Linked DNA regions of Mus musculus: region 1 is linked to region 2. A link is a loop called in an ENCODE intact Hi-C map of the cell type or tissue named here. Cell type or tissue: gastrocnemius. All regions are shown on one strand.

Region 1 (2,500 bases), 200 kb before region 2:
CACTGTTTCTCTGCAGTCGGATCTGTTCCCCTCTTACCTATTTGAATATGTGATGCAAACACATAAGCTGTGGGCACACACACAGACTCTACACTCTGTCCTAGCCTTGACTCACACGCATATTCCTGCATTTGTCTTATGCTACGAACATGATTCGTTTTTTATTAGATATTTTATTTATTTACATTTCAAATGTCATTCCCTTTTTCAATTTCCCCTCCAGAAACCCCATAACCTATCCTCCCTCCCCCTGATTCTATGAGGGTGTTCCCCCCACCCACTCCCATCTCCCTGCCCTGGCATTTCCCTACACTGAAGCATTGAGCCTTCACAGGACCAAGGGCCTTTCCTCCTATTGATGCATGACAAGGCCATCCTCTGCTACATATGTGGCTGGAGCCATGGGTTCTTCCATGTGTACTCTTTGGTTGGTGGTTTAGTCCCCGAGAGCTCTGGGGGTTCTGGTTGGTTGATATTTACGAACATGATTCTTATCACTGTTAATATCCTTATATTCCCTATGCTGATGGTCTTATAGTCCGTGGCTGCACTTGCCTGTGTCGGGGTACCCTTTGCTCTGGCTCCCAGGGGACCTAAGATTCCTGAGCTCCACACATGTGTACTGAATCACCAGGCCAGGATGCTACAGCTCGCACAAATAGGCCACAGTATGCCAGTGTTTCGTGCATGTGATGAGCATCTGTGCAGCTCTCACTAGTGTGAGCTATCAGAGTCCCATTGTGGGCATCACCCGCTCGCTCCTCAGTTGCATCTCCTTTCTGCATCCTGCTCTCTGCTCCAGGGATACCACTGTCCAAAATTCTCTATTTGTCTCCTCTCCCACATAATTTATACCTTTACTGTAGATGTGTGCGTACCTAAACAAAACTCTATGGTGCCTTGGAAAGTCACACTTGCACCAAACACCATTGTATTGGATTCTGCTGCTCACCCTTTCAAACGCTGGCATGTGGCGCTGACCTGCTTGCTTCCCGATGCTATGTGACGGTTCACTACAGAGATGGGCTCCAGTGTGTGGTTCTTCTGTTTTTCTTTTGAAGGACAGTGAGTTGTCGTCTTCCCTGTTTGACTTTTTTATATTATAAAAGGACTTCTGTGAATGTTGTCCCTGTGTCCCTGTGTCCATCTGTGAGATCAGTTTTGTTTTGTTTTGTTTTAACGAGATTCAGACACCAGGGAGCACAGCTAGCGCCCCCTACAGACCACCCTATTTAGCTCTACATAATTTACTCTTTCAAGTGTTTGAACCAATTAGAAATGGGTCCAAATTTTTCCAAGAAATTTTTTTCTACCCCTAACCCCACCCCACCCCCGCCCCATGAAAACCGCTCAATGATTCTTTTACTTTTATGTAGTAGTGGGAATGACCAAATTTTCATGTTTGTTCATTTGTTTATTTTTATTTCTTTTGCTCCCTTTTCATCGCATGTTTTGGTGTTTTTCCTATTAACTCGAAATTCTTTTATATTGTGGATATTTATCCTTTTCTAACCCCTAAGACCTCCCCATTTTATTGAAAATAGATCCCCCGACCCCACAGATCATATCTTGATTATGATTTCCTCTTTAGCCCTTCCAGTTCCCCCTCTCCTCCTCTCCCATCTGAAACCACTCCCTTTCTGTCTCTCATTAGAAAACAAACAGGCTTCTGAGGGATAAAGATAAAGAAGAACAAAATAAAACATAAAACAAAAAATTTTTTTTATCACATCAGAGTTGCACAAGACAAATAAACAGAAGGAAGAGTCCAAAAGAGGGCACAAGCATCAGAGACCCACTCATTCTCACACTTAGGAATTCCCTAAAAACACTAAACTGGAAGCCATAGTATACCCACAGAGGACCTGTTGCAGAACAGTGCATGGCTGTATGCATGCTGCCTCTGTCTGTGAAGTCATATGAACATTGCTCATGTTGATTGTTTGAGGGTCTCATTTTCTTGGTGTCCTCCATCCCCTCTGGCTCTGACAATCTGCAGGGTTCCCTGAGAAGGATTTGATGGAGACCTCCCATTTAGGGCTGAGTGTTGCAAGGCCTTTCATTCTCTGTATGGTGTCTGGCTTTAGGTCTCTGTATCTGTCCCCATCTACTGCAAGAGGAAGCTTCTCTGATGATGGCTGAGCAAGGCACTGATCTAAGAGCATAACAGAATGTCAGTAGGAGTCATTGTATGGGTACATTTAGTAGAGCAGTAGTATTTTGTTTTACCCCATGTCCCTGACCTATCTAGTCTCTGGTTCTTGGTCCTCCAAGCAGTATGGGTTCTATCTCATGGAGTGGGCCTTAAGTCATATTAGACGTTGCCTGGCTACTCCATAAGCTCTGTGCCACCATTGCATTAGTGTATCTTGCAGGCAGGGCAGAGTGTAGGTCAAAGGGTTGGTGGCTGGCTTGTCCATCATGCATTCCTATTGGTGTAGAATGCCTTAGTTTAATCCTTTTTTGTGCCTGGATCACCCATTATTTTTATGATTTTTCA
Region 2 (2,500 bases):
GCGCTCTTCATGCTACCACATGCCACCATCACTGTGAGTTTGCCCTCACTGTTTTGTTGATAAAGAGGCTGAGGACCAACCAGGCACCCAAACACACAGAGACCAAAGTGAGATACAGGGAATTTAAATCTGGGCGACACCCCTGTCCCCACCCACCCAGGACTTACAGTGTTTGATATGATAATTGCCTTGGGATGATCTTGAAGAAACATGTAAGTTAAAATCTGTTCACTTTGGTGTTACTTGTATATTTACACAATGTGTTTTGGTGGGTGCTTATTTAATTCATGTGGGGTTTTTTCCCTTACCCTCAAAAATTAAATGAGGTGCCCCTCTCCTATTGTGAGGATCGAAAGCGGGATAGATGCCTCTGTATGAGGTGTGTAGCCTCCCGTGTGTATTAGAGGATGCCGGGAAAATGTCTGTAGACTGGGAACCTTCTGATTATGTTATTGAGCAAAGCCACACATTATACTGTTCTGTTTATGAGCACCGCTTATGTTAACCAATCCTCGCAAAGGCTGGTGCCCAAGTCTCGCTGTAGAATCTGTGATGTTATATTCTTCCATTGAGATTAGTTTCTTCCTTCTTTTTATTGCTTTGGCAGCCACAAAAGCCGACGGATTTGCACTGTACTTCCTTGGAGAGTGCAATAATGTAAGTATCTATATATAGACTTTGGTGCTCTAGAAAAGATATTCTCACAAGCGCTCTAAGAATCGACTGTGCTGCAAACAGTGGCTGGGCCATAAGGAGTACCTCAAGGCCTGCTCGCACTTCGGTTGTACCTTTGGCTACTGCCTGCCAGAAATGGCCCAGCGGCACACAGGCCCACCGTGCAATCAATTGTGTATCTTTGCTTTGGTTCATTTCATCCTGTTCTGTGTGTGGTATTTCTAGAATGTGTGTTTCTTATAAAAATTAGTTCAGCCCTTTGATGCCCTGGGAGGAAGCCTGTGTCCTTCCTGCACTTCATCTGCCTCAGAGTGAATAAGAACAAAAGGGTGGTAGCATTGTGTGACTTTTCTGAGGGCTGGCAAGGTGAGTCTGTTAAGAGCGCTGGGGTGGGGCTGTTAAGCCTGGATCAGGGTCTCCGCCTCTATGGCTGCTCCTAGATTTCTGGTTGAGTACAAGCGATACACCCCATGGTCACATGCAGTACCCGCACACACACAGACACACTTCAGCATCTTCAGTGCTGGTGCCTGGTTTGCTAGGCCTCCACAGTAGTACTTTTTACTATAATGAAGTCCATTCGTGAGCTCGTGTGATACACAGAGCACTTCTGTGAGCTAGGCAACACCATGGTGAACTATGGTGTGGATTTGCGGTATGATTCCCATGTTCTTGAGTAACTAACCGTGTAGTGTTGGTGTTACAGAGCATGTGAACAGAGAAGGCTCCAAGATCTGTTGGCAGTCTCCCTGAAATAGCAAAACAATGCCAAGACCACCAGCTGCATACAAATCTTGGTTGGTTGACTTGCCTCATAGCAAGTCAACGGCTGCCCACAGTCCTTGTTCACCTGCGTGGTAGAACCGCTGACCAAGGCCTTGTTCCCTGATATTAAAGCTCATGTAAAGTCAGGAGCTTTGCTATCCCCAGAATCTCCCTTCAAAGGAGCAGCCAGACAAGAATGTCTATCAGAGAACATTACACAGACCTCAGTCCATTTCCAATACTCAAAACTGTACCACAGGTTGTGGCGTTTATGACGGATAATCTATGAAAATAAAAAGCTGTAATTTTTTTCCTGCTCTGTTTCTACAAGTTGTGGGGATAGTCTTTAGTTTAAAATTGATTTTAACTGACACAAACAGAGTGAGCGTGTCAGTGAGGCATGCCATGGGAACCGAGTCAGGGGGCTGTGTGCCCGCCTAGAAACATTTACCACACGTCTATAGCAAGTATAATCCCCTTCCTGTAGCGTTCCACGATGTGTCACACTGAGCCATGGCACCCCACTCCTGGTCCCGTGTACTCTAGCCCACTGACCAGACCAACCTCCACTACACACACACACACACACACACACACACACACACACGCACACACACACAGCTTCTGATAAACACCATCTTATCGAAGCTTCTAGAAGATCCAAGTTTCTAGATCCCTCCTGAGCAGTGAAGCACCTGTCTTTCCATACCTGCTCATGTAAGGATTTTTGGTAGAAAACAATCAGAATGTTGTCTGTTTGCTTCTGTGCACAGCTTGTGTGTGTGATCAGGGTGTGCTCACGGGGACCTCAGCTTGTCACTCCCCTTGGACGGCTTTCATCGCAAGAGTGCTAGTGCAGCTGTGAATAGCATCTAGGGTGATGTCTGCAGAGACCAGGTGCACAGGTGACTCAAGTGGGGACTCAGTGGGGTCTCCTCACTGCTAAAACTTGGGTCCTCAACATGTTGCTAGCCCGTTTACCCGAACAATGTGATAGGGTGGACTTTGAGCTGCCACTGTTGCAAAGAGGACAGGGGAGCTGTGTACCAGGGACCTCTGA

Evidence for each region. Hi-C counts contacts between places; a loop is a spot of excess contacts. Peaks named below come from ENCODE experiments on the same cell type or tissue, not always from the same donor. Only the 100,000 strongest peaks of a DNase experiment are listed, where the experiment ranks them.
Region 1: it touches region 2 in a loop (2.1-fold over the local background); 9 of 42 quality-filtered maps call a loop at or near these places.

The regions. Positions count from the first base shown.
Region 1 is chr17:8,730,072-8,732,571 of GRCm38, forward strand. All of the region lies in intron 1 of Gm46585 (a long non-coding RNA gene), which reads right to left. It also overlaps a transcript of Pde10a not described here. Among named protein-coding and RNA genes, the nearest start is that of Gm46585, 4.1 kb to the right of the region's middle. In gastrocnemius, a CTCF peak has its summit at 1,220 (motif pointing left); no DNase peak of the experiment used is centred here.
Region 2 is chr17:8,929,903-8,932,402 of GRCm38, forward strand. Pde10a (phosphodiesterase 10A) reads left to right here. Exons shown (of 22, transcript NM_011866.2): 5 at 608-657. Among named protein-coding and RNA genes, the nearest start is that of 1700010I14Rik, 57 kb to the right of the region's middle. In gastrocnemius, no CTCF peak of the experiment used is centred here; a DNase peak (open chromatin) is centred at 1,444.